Linked DNA regions of Mus musculus: regions 1 and 3 are each linked to region 2. The links are chromatin loops, found by intact Hi-C in ENCODE. Cell type or tissue: left cerebral cortex. All regions are shown on one strand. Each heading gives the region's core, and the rest is flanking DNA. Links, peaks and the distances in the headings are about the cores only.

Region 1 (10,660 bases), core at 3,015-8,014, 1.9 Mb before region 2:
GGGGCAGGTTTATAGATGGTTGTGAGCTACTGGATGTGAGCGCAGGGAAATGAACTTAGGTCCTCTGCAGAAGCAACGAGTGCTCTTAAAGTTTGAGACAGCTCTCCAGCATGAGGTTAAATTTATGAATGTTGTTTTCTTTGCATGAAGCGAGTCTATTTTCTTTCATGATGGTCAGTTGAAGTAGCCCAGGCTTTTTTAGTGAGGGAGTTCCCATAGCTTCTGCTCACTTTGTACTGTTACACCTGTAATAATACAGGGTGCTTTAATAAGCTCAGGATTTGGATCAGGTCATGTTCTTAGAAGAACTGACCTGCCAGTGAGAGCACACAATGAATTGTGTCCTCTCTGACTCACGGAGGGAGGAAAGTTTGTCATATGAAAGCTGATTTAGTGCTTGGGACATAAAAACAAAACAAAGCTTAAGGTGAAGCCCCAAGAGTAAGAGACTGGTTCCTTAATCCTGGGAAACTAGGTTAGTCAGGGCTCACTGTGCAACCAAGCCAAACCAAGTTCAAGCAACTGAAAACAACAACAACAACAGCAGGAACAGTAACAGCAGCAGCAACAACAATAACAACAACAGCAACAGCAGGGACAATAACTAAAATAACAATAACAGCAGCAGCAACAACAACAATAACAACAACAGCAACAGCAGGGACAATAACTAACAATAACAATAACAGCAGCAGCAACAACAATAACAACAAACAGCAACAGCAGGAACAATAACTGACAACAAAAACAACAGTAGCAGTAACAGCAAAAACAGCAGTAGCAATAACTAGCAATAACAACAGTAACAGCAACAGTAACAACAGCAACAGCAGGAACAATAACTAACAATAACAATAACAACAACAACAGCAGTAACAACAACAACAACAGCAGTGACAATAACTAACAATAACAACAGCAACAACAGCAGCAGCAGCAGCAATAACAGGAACAACAGCAAGAACAATAATTAACAACAAAAACATCAGCAGCAGTAACAACAGCAGCAGAACAATAACTAACAACAACAATAACAGCAAGAACAATAACTAAGAATAATAGCAGCAGCAACAACAACAACAACAACAACATCATCAACAACCCATGCCTCTAAAAAGTTTCCCTTTCTCCTCATTATCTGGGGATTTTGTATTAGTGTGTTCTTAATTCCTGTTATCTGGCACTTGGCCACACCTCCCTCCTTTCTTTCCCACTCTTAAACACCAGCAGGTGTGTGAAGTCACAGAACTGACAACCCTGCATACCCTTTCTGTCAGATGACAGCATCCACACTCAAGGTTATTTAGAAGAGAAGTCCACCTTGTCTTTGCAGCAGGCTCCAGGCAGAATGGAGATGCTGTGAAGAACGGCCAGACTTAGAGCACTGCTCTGGGCCAAGGGTTTCATATGCTTAGGTTTACGCGTGGCAGAGCTTGGAACTATTTCCATGCATAATCCTTGTTTAAATTTTTATGTTTTCCACACATCTCCTCACTGTTCCTTTCCAAAGTATAAATGTAATCCCATCCCACACACAAACAAAAACAAAAAACAAACAAAAAAACCCACTCACCAAACCAGCTATGAGGCAATGCGCTTGCTAATGAATTACATTCAGTCATTCTATGCAATATTCTATAGATTGCATTATATCTGATGAAACCATACAATGTCAATTTAAAAAATACAAAAATAAAATTTTTCTTTGTAAAACCTGTATATGGAGGATGGTGGACCAGAAGGATGCATACACATTGGCTAGGACAACGAGCTGCTCTGACCTCGGTGTGGCGAGGCAGCTGTAACTAATGATGACACACTACAGTTTTGAGCCTATGTAGAGGCTCTTAAGCCCCTTGTATTCTTTGTTGTGCAGTGCTGCTGTTGTGCTGTGGTATTCTAGGTGTCAAGATGGTACTCAACTGTAAGAAGTGGGAGAGGAGGAAAGAGAGCCCTTCACGTGTGTCAAGAGAGTATTCAAGGGGAGAGAAAAATTACTGGAGATCCCTACCCTAGGAGTCAGCTTTCATCAAGGAAGAAACTCCTCTCCTAAGCCACTTCTAGCTGCTGCAGTGCTGTGACTTGACCTGTCTGCGAACGTCACAAGGAGAGACTGAACAAGAAGTGTGTGAACGGAATGAGAGGTTTGTTAATTCCTGCAAGTTGGTCACTGTGGTGGACACCTGCATCAATGAACCATCTTGTGCCCTGTCTATATATAGTCCATCGCTGGCATTTGATGGCAGACTTGACTTCTAATTGACATGCAGATATGATACCCTGGTAGGAGAAACTATATCTTCAAACTGAATTCTGAGCTTCTCCCGCCAATGTGCAGTTGTCAAATCGGGTGCTGAACTTTGCCTCCCCTATCCCCTTCAGGCCAGAGTGTTATAGAGCTTTTAAGCCTGAAAACCACAGACATCTGTGCTAAGCTGTAGTTACATTTTTCTACCAGTCAGGATTCAGGGCTAGGGGCCTTCACTGGGAACATTTCTCTGTGTGGCACATTTATCCTGTTCTCATTGGTTGGTTGATACCGCTGTGGAGGGGAGACTTGCCTAGTATTCCTATGTCTGCCAAGGAGGATGTCAGCTACAGCAGGGGGGTCTTGGGAACTTAAATTTTATTTGACCCCTATTCAAAATGGAAGTTTTATTCAAAATGGCTTCATCTTGGTTCCTTCTTACACAGTATCACACGGTAAGGGCGAGCTTCTGTTCCTAGTGTACCAGTCATGTGAACGCAGGCAAAAGAAGCTGACACAGTAGACATGGCTTCAGTCTTGAGGTGGTTTCACCATTTTCCAATTATCTGATGGTGTGAAGGTTGCACTTTATTTTTACCCACAGTAAACATATGCTAATGATGAGCACAGAGACTTATTGAATAAACAACCTCTTGTGTAGTATCCAATAATGTAATGAGGTAGTCAACATTTTTATGTTCTAAAATAGCCTTTGTGTTAGCGGTCTCAGCCCAAACCTCAGGCTTCTTTGAGTTGCGTGCACATGAGCGGTGATGGTTGATAGCGTAGGTATGTTAAATATGTCTTTGATTTAGGAAGTATTCAACTTGTGATGGATGTTTCAGGACATAGCCATTGTATGTAAGTTGTGAGACGGGTATACGCAACTGCTGTCTACCAATTAAATAAAAGTAAAACAAAACCTTAAATATGAAGTTGTGTCCCATTGAAATGTCAGCTAATTTAAAATCAATCAATCAATCAATCAATCAGTCAGTTGGTCAATCAACCAGTCAGTCAAACAAACAAATGTACCGTGGCCAGTCTAATCAAACTTTAAACTTTAAAAGTTTACAAACTTTAAAAGAGAGCAGAGCTGGAAATATGTAAACAGAAAGGGGATTGCTGGGTGTTGTGACTTGATCAGCTTTCAGTGGACACATGCATCATGCCCTGCAAATACACAGCATGTCTCTGAACTTCCACTGGTTCACAGGAGACCGTGAGCATTACGGATCCACCCTCTCACTTTTGGATGGCGTCCATTCTACTGTAGTGTGACTGCAGTGCTATGGCGCCAGGCTGTGGCTGCTGAGACTGAGCCTGTTGCCACCATCAGAAGTCCTTAGCATTCATTCAGTGAAGACAGAGTAGGAGGAATGGCGATTTCCTGTGGGCTAGGCCACTGCATGCAGAACAGGTAACCCAAGCCCGGGAGATAACACTTAGATGATGTCAACGCTGATCCCTAAAGGCCAGAGGGAAATGATGCTTTATAGGTTTCATGGAGTGAACTGAGAGACAGGGCTGGCTGGTCAGTCAATTTCTGAATGGAAGCAAAAAGCCTTAGGACTGGCTCCTGCCTATCTGTCTTAGGACACAAAATGCCAAGGTGCTATTCTCATGAGCCATCTGTTGCATGGGGTTCTGCTAGCGTCTCGCCCAAGAAGGCTGCACAGAAAGACAAGATCCCAACAGGAAGATCTTTAGGTTAGGGTGTATCCTGGGAGCTGAAGAGAATGTGAGAAACCCAGCTAGGATCAAAAAATACTCACCAAGCATCTTAGTCATGTTGGGGTACTATCACAGACTGTTACAGACTGGGTGGCTTCCACGGCATAAATTTATGTTCTACAACTTCAGGAGGCTGAGAACTCAGAGCCGGGTGTTAGTGAGATTGCCGTTTGGCCCACAGAAGATACCGATTTCCTCTCTGTATCTTCCTATGGCCATCCCTCGCTATATGTGCCAGGAGGGTCATGGTGTTGGTGTCTTTGTATAAGGTCAGGGACCACAACCCATCTTCATGGTCATAGCCAACAGTGATGATCTCCCAAAGGTCCATCTCTAAATAACATTGTATCAAGGGTTAGGATTTCCACCTAGGAATTCTGAGGGGCAAAACTTCAGTCCATAGCACCCAGACTGAGAAAGCATAGGCAGAGATCTCCACAGGGAGTATGTCCCCAGAATCCACACAGAATCCAGGACAAGAGATTACTGACTCAGATTTCATTCCTTCATTTCCATCCTCGGATCTCAGTCATGGAAGGGTCAGAAGCTGAAGCAAGCGAGATGGAAAGAATTTAAAGTGCCAAGCAGGCATAGAGAGAACGCTTCCTTCTTTCTCAAGCAACCAGCGTCCTGCTTGATCCTGGCCCTGCTAAGCCGGTTCTAACCAGTATATAACAGAATTTGATATACCCAGAGAGGACTGAGATCTTTGACTTTTATCCTAGAGGAGGGACAGAAACAGCCTCACTAAATACATTTTAAAAGACGGTGAGAATGAATGGTAAGATGAAACTGTATAAGATATGCTCATTCAACCTAACCATTATGTCTATTTTTCAGTCTAATCCAATATTAAGGGGAAAATAAAAATTTCCAGAGTGTTGTTTGATGAGTAAATTAACGGGAGATCCCAGGACACAGTCTAGATTTTAGTTTTTACGGCTGCTTTTCTCTGGGCAAGTATTTGGATTTAAAACGTTGGAGGATGCTGTAATGCCTAAAGAGGCCGCTTGGTGGCAGCCGACGACGAGCGCTGAGGAGTACTTGCCTGGAGGCCCAGAGGTTCTGTGTGGGAAGCATTTTTATTCGCCTTCTCAGCGCAGTGCTTATTTCTGTTACGGTGGGAGATCTGTTTTCCCCGACAATGTATGTTTTGCGGCTGAGCCCTTGTTACTTCTGCAAGGCCAACCTTCGTGCTGCTTTCCCAATACTGTAAACCCCAGCCCTCTTTGTGTTAAAGCAGTTAGGAGTCTGGTGGTATGGACTGTGTACTGTCCCTCCGTGGTCCCTCCTTCTGGTCCCTCTTTTCATTCTTTCATTTATTTCCTTCCTCTCACCTCCTGTTTTATCCAAACAATGACATATGGGAGATGAATATCTTGTCGTTACTTTTTCCTGGTTAAGTTTTTCCAGTAATGCAGATTTCCTGAAAATTCTTACACACACCAGGGAAAGAATATGCCTTCTACCCTCGAGTGTTCATAGATCTCATTATTCATGTTTACATATGTCATTAGACTGGCAAGTTCACTCTAGATTCTTATCAGATTGTGTGTTTGATTTTGTTTTTGCATTAGAATGAATGCAAAAGCTTGTTTCATTAAAATCTGCACCAAAATGGGTCCATTTCTTTAAAATTTGCTTTGTGAGGGTCCAATAATATCTAGAACAAATTATGATCTTGTTATGCTATAGTTCTATGTGGTTCGTACATTGTGTGTGTGTGTGTGTGCACATGCTACATTGAACCTATATAGTTAGGAGGACAATTTATGGGAATCGTTTTTTCTTTCCTTCCGCCATATGGGTGCCGGGAATTGAACTGAGGACCTCAGCTACCACCACAAGCATCTCTACCTCTTGTCTCTGTTTCGTTAGAGATGAACATTCGCTATCACATGGGTGGGCAGTGAACTGTGGAAGCAGTGGTGCAGGCATGAGCAGGACATGGCAGTTGTGCGACAACTTGCTTTGTATCCTCAGGCCCAGCAACAGTTAGATTCATTGCGAGTCTTAGTTGTTTCCTTTGGCTGTGAGTCTTGTACACACCGGGCACTGTGCTGACTATCGGAAGCGATGTGATGAGTGCCACCCAATGTGTTCCCTGCGTTTGCGTCGTGTTCAGTCTTGCTGCACAAGCGTGACTTCAAACAAAGCATCCACAACACGCAGAAATGTTCGGGAGCTCTGGTATACCTGCTTTCACGAGTTGTCACCCAGGATGCGGTGGGCTCTATGTGGTTCAGTTGTCGTTGATTCATCCCTGCTCCTGTAAGGGACCTTCAAAAACTCACTGGCTCACCAAGTTGGACTTTCGTGCTCTTGTTGCTTGGATCTGTTGTTGGCTTCCCATCTGGGTGGGTAAATATTAGTTCATGGCTTTTCATGAAAAGTGTCCTGCATCACTAAACCACCGGACGGAAGGTGCGTCTCACGCGGGAGGAGAGTCTCCCTTAATCTTTCTGGCAAGCTCCCGACAGACCCGTCAAGACGAATGTTTCTTAGCTGACTCTAGATCTAAATAACTTGATAATCAAGATTAACCATCACGATCTTGGTCAGCTTGACACCCATGCCTGTCCTTGTGTCATGCTTAATGTCCAAGTAAAGAAAATTAAGGCCATGATTTCACCTTCTATGATGTAAGTGTTCTATGTATAACTGAAAATGCACACCTCTGTGGTGGGAAACACTCAGGAAGAATTGCAAGTTCCCACACTACACCCTGCTACTCTCTGCCCTGGCAGGTTTGCCAGCCAGTTCTGGCGGGCAGTGGCCAGCCTGTTCTTATCCCATGGAGACTCTCTGACTCAGAGCTCCAAAATCTCTCCACCCAGCTCGCTAGGTTCCCATTGATGGGTCGTTACCACACCAGCCCCATACTTCAAAACCCCCACGGCCTTTGTGGTGCACAACTGGCAAACCCACGTTTTCTCTCTGGAACCTAGTTGAGCCTCCACATGAAGGAAAACACCACACAAACTTAGTTCAGAAACAATGGTAACTCAATCTATGGGCGCATCAACTAGAATCCTAATCTTGTAAGCCATATTAAATTTAAATCCTCCAGTGTTGAATCCTGGAAGATCCACCATTGAAACCAGGAGACACCAACAGCTACATCTTTTCCTTATGCTATCCCCATGAAAAGTCCCCTCTCTCCTGCTTCCTCTTGTCCTCTGTCCAACCCGGAAGTCCCGCCTACTTGCCCAGTGATTGGGCCCTTTATTCATTGGGGGAGGGTATGTGAGCCATTCCTCGGCCGGCCCAGACAAGTCCTCCTGGGAAAGTGGAATTAACACCAAAATACAGGCAGCACCAGAGCCATCCACAACACAACTCATCCCTGAAAACAGATGAAACAGCCGCTTGTGGGATGTTTAGACTTTTAATAGTGCGTGGATTAAATATAATAATATATTTAACAACACTCAACTGCTGATATCATCTCAATTGTTAATGTAGTGCAAAACATAGAAGTAAAACACACATACGGATCTCTTCACTGGGTGAGGGAACATAAGTTGAAAACAGATGAAGCCATGACCTCACTTTCTAAATGCAGCATTGGAGAGAGCTTGAAGTCTTGCCCAAGAAGTACAATGTGAGACACAAGACCAAAGACTTTAGAGTACTAGTAAGCCATGCACAGGAAAAGCCCCCAGATGAAGCTTTGCCCTCAGTGAGAGCTTTGCTGATGGCCATTCCCGTTTCTTCTCCATTTTCTCTTTTTCCTATCTCTCCTTTCCCAGTGATTTCTCTGCCCATGCCTCACTCTCGTCTGACCTTGTCTCTTTTTGCAATATTTCCTTTTAGTTCACCTTCTGTGGTTAGGATCCAGTGCTATAGCCTTTAGGTTTTTGTGCTGGTTTTGAGTCAGGAAGCCTAGCAGAGAAGATAGATAGTTGAAGGGGCTCCTCCCTGGAGAATGGGTCAGATCTGGTAGGCAAAGATGATTTCTCCTGAAGCAACCCCTCTGGTGTGTGACAGGCTCCCTTGCCTGCTTCTGCTCTGGGCTGTGATGTAGCTAAGGGTCACTTGCCTCGGAGGCTGATGTCCTGCTATTTGGACCTTGCAGTCATCAGACTGTGAGCCTAACAAACAGCTCCAGTCTCTGCTATCCGTGACCTTTCCAGACAGCTCACAAGGGGTTGACACCTTTTGGTGACAGAATCCACCTGGAGTAGTTGATGAGCTGTTACACGTCGGAGCTATTTTTGTTCTCCGTTTGCTTCATGCGCTCGTGTTTTTAACATTATACAATTCGCAGTGTCACTTCGGGTGATGTGGTTTAACTATCCTTTGCTTCCTCATTTTTTTAAAAAAATAATTTTACGTATAATAATGGGTTTGTTCTGCAAATGAAACAAGTTTAAAGCTTGTAAAGTGAATCATAAGCAATTTGTAAATCTGAGTATTATTGGAACTATTATTATGGGATAGACATGAATTTAGAAAGAGAGACCCACCAGAGAGCTAGAACTTAGGCAGTAGAGGGTATAATTATACTGAAGTTACTCACAGGATGAATCCAGTGTTTCCGAGGGTTTGTGGTACAGTTTGTACTGTATATGGGGTGTCTTTGTGGAACGGTAGGTGAGAAGTAAGTAGTGGGTGTTTATGCTTGGACTGCGAGGTGAAAGAATATTGCAGCCCCTTTGTCTCTCTGAATGGTCCCTCCCTGAGTGACGTGAGGCATGTTTATAAAACTTAATAACAGTAATATCTGATATCAAATGCTGTCACAGCCCTTACTAGGTGGGAACTAGCCATTACTAGCCTGTCACACTTGTTAATCTCTCAAACTCCATATTGGTCTGATACCTGGTATTGTCTGCTTCCACCTCCATCTGAGCCTCAAAAAGACTAAGATTGTGATGTGACACACTGAGTCCCAGTGACCACTAAGCGGTGAAGCTACAGTAGGAGTCTAACAGTCTACCCTTTGGCTACAAATAACTTTAATTTCCATGTCACACGTGCACTTTTAGAATCCCTCCTGATGTCTGTTTCTGCACTGCAATATTACTAAGAAAGCAACTAGGAAAATTTTCGATTCCTCTCCCTTTGAAAAGTGGATGCTAAGCAGTAACACTGCATGGTGGGCAGGGGGCACCCACAAGGACGCTCCTGATCCTGAGTGTCCATAATTTTTTGAGTGAAGAAACTGAGGAATTTGAAGATAGTGATATCCATAGGGATAATATTCGCAGGCATAAACTCAGGCCACCGACTTCCAGTGTCTCTCCAATAGGAGTAGGAGGGATATCTAGTAGAGACAGAGAAATCAGACTTTGACCGTTCACAGTTTCAGATTCCCTCAGTGCAAACTTTTTAAGCACTGGGGACTGCGATGCATTGTGTTGTTATTACTTGAGCATCGTGGCCCTCCAGATTTTTAAAGCTTCACGGAGGTGAGATGTTGGAAGAAAATTAGGTACACTGATGACAGTTTTTACAGAAGGGCGTGGAAGTGTGAAGGTGCTGTGGGGACAAAGAATCCAGGCATGGAGAAGTCTGGTTAGTGTAAAATGAAGGGGCCAACAGTCCAGAGGGTATGAGAAGGGGCAGGAGGGTGTGGCAGCAGGACAGTCAGAAAATACGACTGACTACAGAAGAACCACAGTCCAGTTGAGGAAAAAGGCTGCACTTTGGTTTTCATTGGTTATTTTGTTTATTTACATTTCAAATGTTATCCCCCTTCTTGGTTTCTCCTCTGAAAACATCCCATTCTAACCCCCTTCCCCTTGTCTCCAGGAGGGTGCTCCCCACCCACCCACCTACTCCTGCCCCACCACCCTATCATTCTTGTACACTGGCATCAAACCTTTCCAGGACTCAGGGCTTCCCGACCCATTGATGTCTGACAAGGCTACATGTGCAGCTGAAGCCATGGGTCCCTCCATGTGTATTCTTTGGTTGGTGGTTTAGTCCCTGGCAGTTTTGAAGAAGAAGGGAGCTGAGAGGGCATTTTTACTATACTGTATTAGAGTGCTGAGCTACGATTCCTCTCTCTGAACTTTCTTCTCTCTCTCTCTCTCTCTCTCTCTCTCTCTCTCTCTCTCTCTCTCTCTCTCTGGTTTTTCGAGACAGGGTTTCTCTGTATAGCCCTGGCTGTCAGGGAATTCACTCTGTAGACCAGGCTGGCCTCGAACTCAGAAATCTGCCTGCCTCTGCCTCCCAAGTGCTGGGATCAAAGGCGTGTGCCACCACCACCCGGCTTTCTCCGAACTTTCAAGACTCAGGAGGTATGAGATCATGGCAGACAACCTGAAGCAGAAGCTGTATTGTGCTGCCAAGCAGAAGTACTTGCTAAGTGAAAGGTGAACGCAGGGCGTTAGAGGGTGGCCCACCTCTCCAGTGATGTTTGCTAACTCTGTCTTGGTCTGGACAGCAGCAATATTGTCGTTTTTGGTCATTGCACTGCTCCTTGTGGACTGGGGGCCATACACATGCAACGTTGTTGTTAGGCATACAGTGCTAGGCTTACACCTCACCCTGTAGGAGACAACTTAGACATGTTTCATGGTCAAATACAAGAATGGAAATGATGTCAGAGCTGAGTCGGAGCTGAACATTGCCTTCATGAAGTTTTTCTTTATTTTACCATGTTCTTTTGGCTGCAAGGGTTTATGTTTGACTGTTGTCTCCATGAAACTCATGACTCTGTCTTCCATC
Region 2 (10,660 bases), core at 3,455-8,454:
TCAAGGTATGAGTCGGCAGCATCCAGGGCCTGCCACCATCCTTGCTGTTTGCTGGCACACTTCACCACCATAACAAACTCTAAGGCCAGATAAACCCTTTCTTCTATAAGTTGTATTAGTGGTGGTGTCTTATTAGAACAATAGAAAATTAACACAGGGGGCAGGAGAGATGGCTCAGAGGTTAAGAGCACTGACTGCTCTTCCAGAGGTCCTAAGTTCAAATCTCAGCAACCACATGGTGGCTCACAACCATCTGTAATGGGATCTGATGCCCTCTTCTGGTATGTCTGAAGAGAGCAATGGTATACTCATATACATAAAATAAATAAATGAATCTTTAAAAAAAGAAAGAAAAGAAAAAAGAAAAGGAACACAGAAGGTCTTAGGGCCTAGGCTGTAGAGTTGGGTCATTATTTGGTGACACCAACCAGAAAACAAGGGATGTGAAGGCTGGGCCACAGCTCTCAAAGGTCAGCCCCCAGTGACTCTGGGCCAAGGGCCATGTCTCAAAGATCCCCAAGTCTTCTAAGACTTCTCTGGAAACAAACACAGGGGTCTGTCAAGACAGTTCAAGTTCGAACCTTGTAAACACAGGAAGTCATGGGTCATCCTTCACCTGAGAAATTAACAACTCTGCAGAAATACTGCGCCACCCAGAGCAGGGAAAAAATAGAGTTCTTTAATAAAGGAAATATATAACTCTACATACAAAGTGCTCAGAGGTGACAGCTTCGTGTGACGCTTGAGACTCTGAAAAGGTTAGCACACATGGCAGGCAGGTCCTTGTCAGTCAGCTGTTGGAGCTGTGGGGGCTAAGAGGGCAGCAGGCTGTCTTCTGAGCTGGTGGGTGTGCTTTCTCTCAGGTCTACTTTACAGTGCTCTTTGCTCTCTCCTGTCCTGCTTAGTGACCAGTTCTGCCCCGGAACCTTCCAGACCCTTTCCCCTGAGGGCTCCTAGTAGAGAGTTTAACTCTCTTACTGTTCTGCTGTTGAATTTTTCTCTGAAACTAAGACTTTAAGTAAGGCCTTAAGCAACCAGAGAAGGATATTTAAGACTCATGCGTAATTTTGAGAGAACATCGTGTGTCTGTATACATGAGCATTCAAGAGTGCCCGCTGAAACCAGAGCTTAGATCTTGAGTCAAAAAAGAAAACAAAGAACAAAACACCTTTACTGTTTCCAGATTTCCAGAACCTCAAAGCATCTCTGTATATGTGATAAATTAAGCTTTTTTTTGTTGTTGTTTTCTTTTGGTTTTTTGGTTTTTGGTTTTTGGTTATTTTTCTGTTTGTTTGTTTTGTTTTTCGAGACAGGGTTTCTCTGTGTGGCCCTGGCTGTCCTGGAACTCACTTTGTAGACCAGGCTGGCCTCGAACTCAGAAATCCACCTGCCTCTGCCTCCCTAATGCTGGGATTAAAGGCATGCACCACCACACCCAGGTTAAATTAAGCATCTTACAGCAAGATTTTCCTTAATGGGGTTGGACAGAAGGCTCAGCGGTTAAGAGCACTGACTACTCTTCCAGAGGTCCTGAGTTCAATTCCCAGCAACCACATGGTGGCTCACAACCATCTGTAATGGGATCTGGTGCCCTTCTCTGGAGTGTCTGAAGACAGCAACAGTATACACACACATATAAAATAAATAAATCTTTTTTAAAAAGATTGTCCTGAATTAATCTGGTGTCCCTCAATCCAGAGAGATGTCATTATGAACCAGAGGCAGAAGTTTTAGACTGACAGAAGAAACCACAGACCAGAAGGCATCCAAACCAGACGTTAAAAAATGAGAGTGATGTAGTCACAGCCCAGTGATGGTGTCCCAGTGACCAGAAGCCAGGGCAGGAAATGAACAAAATACTTCCTGGACAGGAGAGAAAATAAATGGAATACTTCCTTGAGCTTATAGAGGGAGCAACTTTGGTACCTTGATTTCAGACTTTGAACCTCCCGACAGTCAGAAGGCATTTCTTACATTTCTGTTGTTTTAAGCCTCTCAGTCTCTGATAGAATTTTTTAACAGAAGGCTGAGAGAGCCATCAGTGAAGGAAAGAGAAAAGCTAAGAGTGGAGAGGTCAGGCCTCTCCCTGAGGTGGGCTAGGAACGTGGGGCTTTTAAGAAACCCAAGTGCATCCTTTCTTGTTAGTTTGAACTCACTAGCTTTCTCTCCTACACCCGAGAAGATTTGAATGTCAAAGCAACACAGGCCCCAAGAGCATAAACATCAGCTCATGTGTTCTGTGAGAACAGCCTGGAAGCCAATATTCATCTGGGTGAAGAGTCCCATCATTTTTTTTCTCTTCATTTAAAAACTAATTTAAAAAGAAAAAAGAAAAAGAAAGAAGCAAACCGTGGATTCTAACTAGTGCTCCGCTTTCCTATGACATCATCCCACTTCTAGCTTTTCAGCACAACATCAGCAATGAAAACTGGCTTCCTATCAGTGTCCCTGGCCAATTTCCAGCCTTCGGGGAAATGGTGCACAAAATAATAGCTTTGTTGACATGAAAAGAGAGAGAGGGAGGAGAGCAGAACGTTCGGAACATGAAGTTAACAAGGTGAGGCTCCGCGTCCTGCCGGAAACAATGGCCAATTTACATTCCTGGTTCCTGGGGCAGAGACTGCCCAGCCAGTTTGCAGTTCTGAGTGATGTCTAAGATGCACACAGCACTCCACAGTTCATAAAGTGCTTCCCCACCATCCTTTCTGTTGCTGCGATGAAACACACAACCAGCTTGGAAGGAGAAAGGACTTATTCAGCTTACAGGTTACACCCATCGTCCAAAGAAGCAGGAACACTACTTTCTGGTGTGGTCGCCCATGGCTGGCTCAACCTACTTTAGTAAGCTACCCAGGACCACCTGCCCATGGGGTGGCACCGCCCACAGAGGGCTGGCCCCTCCCACATCCGTCTTTAATCAAGGAAATGCCGCACAGACTTGTCCCCAGGCCCATCTGATGAAGGTAACTCTTCACTTGAGGTGCACTCTTCCCAGGTGACTGTCATTTGTGGCAAGTGGAGAGAAAAAAAAAAAAAAAAAAAAAAAACGAACCTGCGCTACCATCTACTTTCTCGTACACTGACTTCTTCCTCCGCCCCCTTACTATAGATTAGGGCAGCACAGTAGCTCACTCATTATAGGCGAGAAAGCAGGCTCTGTAGAGCTGAGAGATTCTTCTAGGAGAAACAGCTAGTGACTGTAAAACAAGACCCCATTGCCTTACAAAGCAGGGTGAAGTTGAGCCTTGCTTCCTTTGCCCTCCAAAAGTCAGACATGAGGGCTTTGCACCCACTGGATTCTCTCTTGTGTCCCTAAACAGAGGCTTGGATAGAGTTATCTTTTAATTCTGTGGTTTGAATATGAAATGTCCCCCATGGGCTCTTGGGTTAAAGCCTAGGTTCCCAGCTGGTGCCATGCTGGAAGGTTCTGGAAACCTCAGCCCAGGAGCTGCAGCAAGGAATTAGCAGGTGCTTCAGTCTGAATGAGAAATGTCCTCCAGGGGCACATGTGTTGGAACACTTGGTCTCCAGTGGGTTCAGTGTTTGGGGGAGGTTATGGAACCCTAAGGAAGTACAGCCTTGCTGGAGGAAGCCCGTTCCTGGGGGGGAGGGCTTTGAGGGTTCATAGCTTTGCCCGTTTCCTGCTTGCTCTCTCTGCTTTCTGTATGCAGCTAATATGTGATCTCTTGGCTTCCTGCTCCAGCTGCCTGCCGCCATGCCTCCCCAGGCATTATGGACATCTTAACCCTCCAGAGCCATAAGCCAAAGTATACATTTTTTTTCCTTAAGTGTTTTTGGGTCGTGGTATTTTACCACAGCAACAACAGAATTTTTTTTAAAAAAGTAATGAATACAGGAGAATTCCCCAATATGAAAAATGGGTCTTCTGATTTGCCATCCCCAGCTAGGATTCTGAGACTGAGTTGTGTCCACTCCTATCATCCAGACTCCAGATTCCCCAAATTGTCATAGTTTAAGAAATGGTCTCCTATGTATTGGAAATACTGCCATGTCAAGCTCAATTGGGAAAGGGCAGGCTGGATTAAATGGTACCCTAGAAAGAGCAAGAAGGCTTGCCACAGGAAACCCAGTGCAACTTTAGACAGCACTGAAACTGTTAAATGTATCCTACCAGATGTAGTTGCAACTTTAGATTCACTCTTTAGGAGAGCATACAAAGTAACAGGTTTCATCATGGCATCTTCCCCCATGTGGGCCCCCAACTTCTGCTTTCTTAGTTCATCCACTTCTTCACCCTCTCTGTTGTAACAGAGATTTTTCAATCGACCCATGCTTGATCCTTTTCTCCGAAGCCCAGAGCTTTTCAGTGCAGCCACAGATCTGACCTGGGTCATGTCACTGAAGAGACATCAGAGACATTGATGTGGGATGAGGAGGGGGCAGCCGGTTGCTTCAGATCCACGGAGATCCACTTGTGATAAACGAAGGTTTGGTACCATCTCTAATGATGTCCCAACTTCAAGCACAAGGCCACCTGAGTGGGACAGGAGAGATGCAGAGTCTCCTTTAGAACAAAGACCTGCAAAGGAGGCTGCCAGCCTCATCCTCCCGGTGAATTCAGCCAGACGTTGCTGGAAGTGAGAGCAAAGGGATTCATACTAGCTACCTGCCCACAGCTGGAGGTCCATGGCCGTGGTGTAGATGACTTCCTTTTCGTCTCCGGGCAATAAAACTCCTTTTTGTAAAATGTCTTTTTTTTTCCCCCTAAATGGTAAAGTTTGATTTGGGTTGTTAATTTTCCACTTAAAAATCCCTGGCTGGACACTTTTTTAAGAAACGTGGGTGGAATGTGAAGAATAAAGACCAGAAACACACTAAAAAGAAACACTTTTTTTAAGAGGGGGAGGGGCTCATTAGCGCTCCAGAAAAGATATAGCAAAGAAGTAATGAAATCTAAGCTTCTTTTCAGTTGTCTAACAAGAGAACTTCTGGGAGGGTGTGGTCATGGGTAGAAAATGAGTTGTAACTATCAAATGTCAAAATCTAAAGGCTCCCCAGATTTGACAATGACTTTTACTGAACAGCTCCCGTGTTGCTCTCTGTGGGGCCCAACAGACTAAACCTCTGAAAGCAAATATGTGATTCTCTCTCCCCTCCGTCCCCACTCTTTGAGTCTGAGTCTCTCTCTGTGTGTGTGTGTGTGTGTGTGTGTGTGTGTGTGTGTGTGTGTGTAAGAGAGAGAGAGAGAGAGACTTGCAAGGTTGTCCTCATGTGGGACAAGAGGACAACCTCAGATGCTCAGGCATAATTTCTCAGGCACCTCACACCTTCTAAGAGGTGAGATTTTCCCTGACCTGTGTAGCTACTCACTGTAAAGCTAAGGCTGGGAGCTGCTGGGAGCCATGTCTCCACCTCTTTGGGGCTAGGAGCACAGGTACACACCACCAGGCTTGACAGTTTTTTGTGGCTTTTAGGTACCAAACTCCGGGTCCTTATGCTTGCCAGAAAGATCCCGCAGCCCTCGAAAACCAAATGCTTAAGGGACAAAACCCTGCATCACAGGTGGGGACTGCTCAAGTAAGCATTTCATACAAATACAAAACTCATTTTCTTTTCTTTAAGAATGGCAATGGGGAACGTGTCAATGCTCTTTGCTTTCTGTCTCTTTGCTCGGAGCATGGTCATTAGAGGAAATAGTATTCACCTGGGAAGAGGTAAATAAAAGTTCAAAGGATATGACCAGAGACAGCACTCAGCTCCCCACGTCGGTGCCGTCCAGTGTTTAAATAATGGGAAGCTCGAGAAGCTAAAGGAAGAACCATCAATGGAAGAAAGGAAAGAGAGAGAATAGAAATAAATTTGGGGCTGAGCAACAGTTCAATTTGTTTCAATTTATGGTGAATGAGCGCCCTCCACTGGTCCTAGAGAGGAAGTTCAGGAACTTCACTTACCCAAACTTCAGACTCCTTGATGGATGAACTAGTGCATTCAAAAAGAACTGTATTCAACTTTAATCTGGCCTCGTGCACCAAAATAAACCCCACAAACCAGCAAAACCCACCCAGACGCAGTGTTCTGAGGGCGAGCACTTCCAGCAAGATAAGAAACGAGAATTGGATAGGATCTTGCTCACATCCAATCTACTCTCCCCTGGTTAAAGAAAGACAGGCTAGCTCAAAGTTAGTGTCTCCGAGTGGAACAACTTTCTCCAAACAGCCATCAAAAGCCAAGAGTACACCTAGTCTTCCAAAGCAACAGGAGGTGGCAAGGTATGGGAGGGGCTGGGGCTCAATCCTGCTCCACGCGGGCCAGATACGTGGATGCTACCGGTGGATACAAATCGTTTGGGGAACTCCGTCTGTCTGAGATGTGTCCACCTCGTCACCATTATGCACAGCGCAGTGATGAACAGTAAGGAGTAGGTGCTCCTTAGTGTCCTGCTTCGGGTTCCTGTGGATAAATCCAGGAGTGGGATTCATGGCTCAGGTGGAAATTCTAATAATTTCAAGTTTTTCATATAACACCACGTGACATAAGGATATTTCCACGCCAGTCTCTGTTACACACTGAGTGTATTCTGCCCGTGATCTCCTACTCTCCACTTTCTCTCCGTCTTGTGACCTCTGTGTCCCCCTAGACAGCATCGCTCCTTTTTCCTTGTTATACGTACATGCCTGGTTTGATGGACCTATGTAAAAATCTAGGAAACACAATTGAGAGAAAACACGCCACATTTGTCTTTCTGAAACTGACTTGGGTTGTTTGTTTGTTTTGTTTTTGCTTTTACTGTTTTTTGGTTGTCCTTTTTTTTAAATGTGAAATTTCCAGTTTCATCCGTTTTCTGTCAAATGTTATCATTTCCATCTTGTTTACGGCTGAAATTTTTCCAGTGTGTACATAAACCCCATTTTCTTTAAGAATCTTGGCACTGTTTTTAACAGTAACTATCTTTCTCCATTCCCACCAACAGTGCATAAGTGCCCTCGTCCCTCCACACCCTCAGCAGCAGCCCTTGTTTTCTGCTTTGGTACTGGCCATGGTAATGGGCAGGAGGCAATACTTCACTGTGGACTTAGTTTGCCTTTCTTGACGATGAGGACTCTGAGCTTCTGGCCATGTGTTTTGAGTCACTTGGATATCTTCTCTGAAGACTACATCAAAGCCCTCCGCCATTTCCCTACTGGATGCTTGTTATTGATGAATGCAGTAACAAAGTCCTTCAAGATAGATGTTTTGAGATAATATAGTCACATCATCTCCCCCTTCGCTTTCTTCTCTCCGGTCCCTCCCACAATCCCTTCAAATTCATGGCTTTTTTTTTCACATTAATTGTTGTTACGTGTGTGTGTGTGTGTGTGTGTATGTGTGTGTCTCTAAATACATAAACACAACTGTTTAGCCTGTATAATGCTACTCGGTTGAGCATTTTCTTTTTTTTTTTTTTTTTTTAAAGATTTATTTATTTATTATATGTAAGTACACTGTAGCTGTCTTCAAACACTCCAGAAGAGGGTGCCAGATCTCATTACGGATGGTTGTGAGCCATCATGTGGTTGCCGGGAATTGAACTCAGGACCTTCTGAAGAGCAGTCAGTGCTCTCAACCGCTGAGCCATCTCTCCAGCCCTCGGTTGAGCATTTTCAAGGCTGACAATTTGATATTGGATGACCAATGCTCTGCTCTCCCCTGAGAAAGCCTGTTCTCCCACTCTCGGCATTCCGTATGTGTCCTTCTTCCCAAAGACAGCCCTCACCCTTTATCAAAGAAACTTCTCTTTGCAACAGACAGAGAGTCCATTACAGACACGTACAACCAATCAAAATGCGGAGCTGTGGAGCCCAGTCCCAACGGAGAAGTCTCAGTACAGCTCCTGTACCTAAGGCTCCTGCGTCTTTTGGAAGAGAGAAAGGGAACGTGATGGTTTGTATATGCTCAGCCCAGGCACTATTAGAAGGTGTGACCTTGTTGGCATAGTCACTGTGTCACCGTGAGTATGGGCCTTAAGACCCCAGTCCTAGCTGCCTGCAAGTTAGTATTCTGCTAGCAGCCTTCATATGATGATGTAGAGCTCTCAGCTCCTCCTGCACCATGCCTGCCTGGATGCTGCCGTGCTCCCACCTTGGTGGTAATGGACTGAACTTCTAAACCTGTAAGCCACCAAGAGTTGCCTTGGTCAGGGTGTCTGTTCATAGCAGTAAAACCCCTAACGAAGACAGGAAAGATAGTAATCTAGTAATTTCAGAAGCTATATCCATAAATTCTCACCAACATGGCTGTCTGAATGTGAGCTGAACAAAGATGACGCCAATAGAATGTGATGTGGACAGAGAAAATCTCATGAGGCCTCAACCCTTCACAAAGAATTACAGGCAGCTTCCTATTTTCTGAGGGATTAGGGCCCCACTGTGTCACCAAGGCTGGCCTCAAACATGATGCTTCATCCTTAGCCACCTGGAACACCCTGCCTGGTGGCAATGATCCTCGCACCCTGGATATAAGCTGCTTGTGTCCATCTCAGCATCACAGAGTAAACCAAGTCAGGCAGAGAAAAATGGGGGTTGGGGGTGGATATGGAGTCAGCTATTGCAGCCAAATCTACTTCACCTACGGCAAATTCTTAAATTCTACCTTCTTTAACTCTTTGCTATTCTGTGACCAAAAGCCGCTGAATTCTGGCAATTTAACTGCTGTGGATAGCAGCAGGGGATTAAGAAAAAAAGGCTTAGTTGTCTAAGCTCTTTTCTATGTTGCCCAAGGGCCCCTCACCAGCCAGGTGACAGGTTTGGAGTTCATTAACTCTTCGTGAGCCAGAGAAAAGAAAAGGAAGAGGAAGAGAAAGTCAAGTACATACATAGATACACACAGACACACAGACGCACAGACACACAGACACACAGACACACAGACACATACTTTGGCCAGATCTGACTACCTAGACCTCAAGTTTTCATGCATATTTACACATAAACCATGTACCAACATGCACATGTATGTACATACTATAGACAGGCAGACAGACACATATATACATTTGGTGGATGGGGCTCATCCCCAAATGCCACCTTATTCCTTCTCTCTCTTAATATATACCTTCTAGACAAAAGTTTTTTATAAAATTACCTCATAGATAAAATGTTATACAAAGAGGGACTCACAAGAGCAGTGTCTCATTCACTTCATAGGCTCAGTATAAGTTCAAAGCAACGGCTTCACAAGGCCTTGCATTATTATAGTGCACACCTGGGACCTGACCTAGAGTGAATGTTTTTCCTTGATCACAAACCTGTCCAAGCCAGTTTCTCTGAAATGAAAGCTCACTGTCTTCCTTACTATGCAGCCTTTGCTTGCTATTCTATGAAGAGGGGGCTCATTCTATTCTCCATTCTTTATTACATCTTTCTGGCCAAACAACTAAAACCACCTCCTTAAACATTCTTCCTAAAAATCATGTGTGTTCCATAAAGTCATTAATTCACCTAAACAGCATTAATTCATGAAAGTTCATCTTCATGTTGACCTGCAGGAAATTCGCCCAGTAGGGTGGGCTGACACCCAGGAATCATTAAAGCTATGTGATGTGACAGGAAACGCCTATCAGTGGTGAGAAGCAATCCTGGGATAAAGTCTCCAGGGCTGTGTCTCTCCAGAGTGCACCCATCCCTGTCATGCAAAATGGTGGGTCATCTCCAGGAAACTCACTTGCTTGCCATAGTCTGTCCTAGATGGCTTCTGTCAGTCAACCCCTCATCAGACGCAGGACTTGGAGACATTTACTCCCGTCTGTAGGCTGGCTTTGACCTGCCCTGCCTTAGTGCCTTTTCTGTTACTGTGACAAGGCACAGAGGGTTAGAGTTCATGACCACTGAGGGAAGAAGCCTGGCAGCAGGCAGACAGGGAAGGTACTGGAGTAGCTGAGAGCTCACATCTTGATCCACAAAGCAGAGAGAGGGGAGGGCGTAACTAGAAATACCTTGGGCTTTTGAAACCTCAAAGCCCACCCCCAGTAACATAACTCCTCCAACAAGGCTCTGCTTCCTAAGCCTCCCCAGACAGTTCTACCAGTGGGGACCAAGCTTTCAAATGTCTAAGCCGAGTGGGGCCACTCTCATTCAAATCATGACCTGCCTTATGTTTCCTTTGATTCAAACTTTTCAAGTTTGATGCCATAACATTTATCTATTTGGGGATTTGCTGTCTATGCTTTGTACATCACCTGAAAACTCAACTAGAGACTTATTCATATTTTTTTCTAAGTCCTATGAAGGACTCATATTTAAGTCATTGTCACGTTTTGAGATAGTTCTGTATATGATGGCAGAGAGGAGCCTAATTGCTTTTGTTTATATGGGAAACTCTCTTGTCCCAGGGTCAAAACACTGTTCTTCCTCTCCGGGATGAACTTGACAATCTCTTCTACAGTCAGCTGGCCAGAGGTTTACGCCTAGAATCATTTGTTTCTATTGCACTGGTCTATATGCCGATCTGTGTGGCCATGCCACACTGTTTTGATGGCGGTAGCTTTGTAGTATGTTTTAAAATCAGGACTCATGCATTCTCTGACTTTGTTCTAGCTTGTGAGCATTCTGTTGACTGTCTGGGAGCCCCTGAAGCTCTACAGGGCTTTTGTTTTTTGTTTTTTTTTTCTTTGTGTGGCTAGCTTTATGTCAAATTGACACAAGATAGAGTCATCTGAGAGTAG
Region 3 (5,000 bases), core at 1-5,000, 1.6 Mb before region 2:
TCTGCAAGCAGATGCCAGTTGGGCATAGTTTCTTGCTTAAAGATTGAAGCTTGTGTCCACTTTTCCCTGTTAGCTCTGGTATCATCTGGATTTCTTGGAAGACAGGGTGCTAGATATGTCTACACAAATTCAGCATCAACCACTGATAGTTGCTATCAGGGAATGGAAGGGTCTTTCAGAGGCGATGAAGAGCAAGATAGAGAAGACAGATGGCACCATGCTCACTTGCTCTGAACCAGAGTTTGTGGGAAAGAACAACCATCAAAGAAGCCTAAGCACGTCAGGTGATAGGGATTCATATACAGGTTCAGAGAGGTCAGGAAAATGGAAAAGGTACTTGAGAATGGTAATTTTGAAAAATCCAGGAAAATAAAAATGAAGATGTGCCATTACTTGATATGATTACATCATAATTTCATAGTCCTTTCAAAGCATGTACCATCTCTATGTGTTATAGACACAGGACGAACGCTTGCAAAATAACTTCCCAACCATACACCAAATCAGAACTGATCACAGTGATTTGTGTTTGCTGATTAAAATAAGATAATTTATACATTGGTTCTACAGTAATTCATACACCTGCTGCATAAACACACCCTCTCCTGAACACCAGGCATTATTGAAAGACTGGCAATCCAGAGGTCTGAGATGAAGTAACATACAGCTAGATGGGGTCAGATGACATACTTCCCATTAACAAGACATTAGATTCTATCATCTAAGACAAAACCAGAAATCCCTGGAAAGGTTTAAATTAACCCTAGGGATTGTATGCATGCAATCTTGTTGCTTCTTCAGAAATGTGATACAAGTACTGTATCGATGATGGGCAAAGATAGTATTGAAGTAGAAAAGTCAATTAGGATGCAGTCTTATAGATCCTGGCAAGTAAAGATGATGGCATGAAAGAGGGTGTCAGATGTGAGCAAACGGGTAAATGGTAGAGCTGAGACTCCCACAGCAGGCACCAAATTTACTGCAAATCCCTTCTCCATGTCATTAGATCACACTGTTGAGCCCAGGGATCCATCACGACCTGGCAACAATTCAAAACTCTCTGCTGCATTTGTATGCAGATCCCCAAGAAATGTTTTTCTACAATGAATAAAATTGACAAACTTGATATTTGTATAAGGATTTGTTATCAAATCTGTACAGGAAACAGCAATGAATTAAAAAAACAGGAACAACTTAAACCCAAGTAGACATTAATGACACTTTCTGGTAGATGTTGACTATTTTCAGAGGTGTTTTCACACCAACAATAAACTATATTTGATCACTTCAAAAGAGTAAATTTTACAGTAAGAACCTAAATCAAGTAACAGATATACATCTTTAAACAATATTCACTTATAAACAAAGGACTAAATAATTACGTGGCAAAAATGTATTACAACTTACCTCCTCCAGATCTAACATGACCACTTGTAAATTAAAATTTGCATTATTGGGTCAAGACTTTACCCAGCCTGAACTTGCTGTGAATAGCCTCCAGCTCTGATACCAGCTCTAAATATTCTCCAAAGGCCTCTGTATAAGAGCTCTGGACCTAAGGAAGATGCAACTGAGAGGAAGTAGACCCTTAAAGACAGTAACCGCTCAATCAGGGGGTCATGACCCCTTTGGCCAAACTTTGTCTTTGAAAATATTTACATTGAGATTCATAAAAAGAACAAAATTACAGTCATGAAGTATCAATATAAATAATTTTATGGTGGGGATCACCTCAGCCTGAGGAACTGTATTAAAGGGTCACAGCATTAGGGAGGTTGAAAACCACTTTAAGTGGTGAGTCTTATTGGAGAGTCTTTGGGTCATGGTAAACGTTAAGCTGTTCTCCAAAGGGACTTGTGGGAAAGTAGCTCTCCACTTCTTAGCCCTAGGGATCATAATCTGAGAGGCTATTTTTCCACCATGCATTTATATCATGATGTTTTGCCTAGCCACATAGCCGAAGAGTCTAAATCAATTTGTAGACGAGAACCTTAAAAACTGTAAGCCAAAGGACACCTTTTCTTTTTATAAATTTATATCTTAGGCATTTTGGTACAGCTAGGGAAAACTAGCCAGTAGAAATTCCAATCTGAAACCACTTAATGTCCCTTGGCCTCTAGTGATATGTGACGATAATATATACATTTCTTTCCATTTTCAGAGGAAATAAGGGTGACAATGAGGTCACAGGTTTTCCTAAGTCCTTCTTCCCTTTCCTCTCAGTACAAGGTGATATTACCTCAAATTATGTCATTTGGATATATCTAGTCTTATTTTCTCTCTACCACAGCTCTGTATTATCACGTTCCACGCCGGGCTTCCCATGTGCCACCAGAACCTTTTGACTGTACATCAGCTAGCTACTGTTAGTATTGTTCCTGTAGGCAGTGACTTCCAGAAAGCACGTTCGTTCCTCTCACTGCTAGGATAATCCCCATGGTACCTGGTGTGCAGCATTCTAGAGTATCCAGGGAGTCTAGATCATGGCTTTTCTGCTTATTTGAAGGACCTTGGAGGGATAATTTCTGGGGCTCTCATGCTACAAGAAAGAAGCAAGGAGTTCACAGACAACAAAACACAGAAGATCATACAGACGGCTGGGCTCACAGGTCGACAGTCTAGCTTTTTGTTGGTGCAAAAATCTCATTCTATTTGAGGAAAACTTACTTGCTCTGTAGGTTGGCAATATCAAAACAGATATCGCTAAGGTTCAAACACAGGACTTCTTGGCATGTTTTCCTATAGGATCAAAAGATCCTTAGGCCCAGCTCTGTTAATTCCCAAGGTTTTCAGTGGGGTGATACAAAATAAATACAAAATAAATTCTAAGATGATTCGAGGATCATTAGCTGGGCAAATGCAGTTCTCAGTCCCCTTCCAGCATCCAAGAAAGGAGAGTTAGAGAAGACGATGTTATGAAAGCTCTTGAACGTAGGGGGCGCTCCTGCTCTTGGGGCTAGAGAAAGTGAGTTTAACTCTATGAAGCGGGAGCCCCAGTTTTTCTGCCGATTCTCCTGCAATCTATGAATCATTCCTCCAATATATGGGGTGCTTTTCCAGCACGCAGTGCAATCTTTCATGAGACAGATCAGACTTTTAATTCTGCGGCTGCTTATTCCAGCTAGCAGAGCTCAGTCAGGCATGTTGACTTCAGAGTAGCTTTGCAATAAGAATACCTAACCTGCTAGGCTGCTGGGCGACTTAAACCAGTGAACACTTACCACAGTTTTAGCACTCGTTAGGGTACACGGCGGTTTGTTAATAAGCAGCAAGCATTAGTAATTACATATGACCGGTCATTCATAGAGGAAGAGCAAGGCACACATCAATAATTTAAAAAATAAGAGAACTCATAAGATGTCTCATGGAGACATGCTGTTCGTAAAGAGTAAGAAAGCAAGACTACTACCATTCTTGTGGACCAGGATGTTAAGAAAATAATGCATCTGAATGAGATGCTTTGGCATCTACAAGACCCCACCGGGAATCTGAAGAAAAGATGAGGCTGTTTAAGTCCTTTGACAGCAGAAAATGTCCCAGCTGCAGCTTTAGAGCTTTGGGCAGAGTTGCAGGCAGCTGCTGTCACTGCCAACAAACAGAGGAAGCAACTGCACAGTTAGATCTCTCTTGCTGATATTTTGGCCCCAGGCTAAGTAAAACGGGACTAACACCCCCACCTGCAGGAAATGGAGCGAAAGAGACGAGGATTCTGCTCAAAGAGCACACATCTGCTTCTCTACCAGGTCTGCTCTCATCCTTGATCTGTGAGGCCTTCACCAGAGGTCCTCTCCAAAGCGACTCAAACCATAAGAGGCAAGTTAGATATACAAATGGGTCAAAGGTGTTATTTAGGATTCTCAGAGGGTGGGTACCATTTATGGCTTTGCAATGCTAGTATTTCTTGACAAATTCTCTCATAATTTGATCATTTCCATGCAAAGTTTGTAGTTGAGACATGAGTGATATTTCATAGGGAAGAAAGTAATTAACACATCTCATATATTTATATACTATAAAGTCCAGATAAAAGTGTCCCAAGGAAATTTATGCCTGGTGTTATTCAATATGGTTGCTAGAAGCATCATGTAGATCTTGAGTATATTCAAGCCCAGTTAGAATCTAGACTGAGTTTTTATAAGTAGGGAAGATAAATTTTGGACGTTTATAACACAAATACAAAAAAAAAAACCTTACTAAAACTTAACATTATCACAGGTTGTAAACACTAACAGTTTTTAAAAAGGAATTTAAAAATATAACACTTCTTACATTGCTATCTTATTCTTACAAGACGAAGAGCAGAAGACTTTAAATCACATGGGCAAATCGCTTTCGTGGCATAGTTCTTGGGATTCTGTGGGTAGACTACTCATTTCAGCAAACAGAAGTGGTTCTATTTTCACCTTTCTGAGCTTGATTACTTTTGTTTATTTTGTTTTGGTATTATTTATTCATGATTTGTTGTGTTAAGATTTTCCTACCACTTGTGGAACAGCCGTGATGCCAGAGAACATCTTTTTCTTGCTCTCAAACTTAGGGAAAAAGCATTAAGATTTCCATGCTTAAGTCAAGCTATCTGTGTTATTCCCATGATTAAGTAAAGCTGTCTGTGTTTCTTTCCATCAGATTAAGATTATTGAAGACCCAGCTATACCACTACTAGGCATACACCCAAAAGATGCTCCAACATATAACAAAGACACATGCTCCACTATGTTTGTAGCAGCCTTATTTATAATAGCCAGAAGCTGGAAAAAAATTAGATGTCCCTCAACAGAGGAATGAATACAGGAAATGAGGTACATTGACACAATGGAGTACTACTCAGCTATTAAAAACAACTACGCCATGAAATTCGCAGGCAAATGGATGGGACTAAAAAAATATCATTCTGAGTGAGGTGACTCAGGCCCCCTTGGTCTAGCAAACTTTATATGCCCCGGTTCAGGGGAACGCCAGGGCCAAGAAGTGGGAGTGAGTGGGTAGGGGAGCAGGGCCTG

The links. A loop is a pair of places that touch in the nucleus more often than their neighbours do. Peaks named below come from ENCODE experiments on the same cell type or tissue, not always from the same donor. Only the 100,000 strongest peaks of a DNase experiment are listed, where the experiment ranks them.
Region 1: a loop joins it to region 2, with 6 times the contacts of the local background. A loop is called at or near these places in 10 of 42 quality-filtered maps.
Region 3: it touches region 2 in a loop (3-fold over the local background); 2 of 42 quality-filtered maps call a loop at or near these places.

The regions. Positions count from the first base shown.
Region 1 is chr16:87,836,122-87,846,781 of GRCm38, forward strand. All of the region lies in intron 6 of 2810407A14Rik (a long non-coding RNA gene), which reads left to right. Among named protein-coding and RNA genes, the nearest start is that of 2810407A14Rik, 13 kb to the left of the region's middle. In left cerebral cortex, for the core only: a CTCF peak has its summit at 4,990 (motif pointing right); a DNase peak (open chromatin) is centred at 5,004.
Region 2 is chr16:89,759,816-89,770,475 of GRCm38, forward strand. No RefSeq gene overlaps it. Among named protein-coding and RNA genes, the nearest start is that of Gm52239, 29 kb to the right of the region's middle. In left cerebral cortex, for the core only: a CTCF peak has its summit at 5,884 (motif pointing left); DNase peaks (open chromatin) are centred at 5,863 and 6,286.
Region 3 is chr16:88,209,107-88,214,106 of GRCm38, forward strand. The region is part of intron 1 of Grik1 (glutamate receptor, ionotropic, kainate 1); the gene reads right to left. Among named protein-coding and RNA genes, the nearest start is that of Gm41486, 14 kb to the right of the region's middle. In left cerebral cortex, for the core only: a CTCF peak has its summit at 2,947; DNase peaks (open chromatin) are centred at 3,019 and 3,581.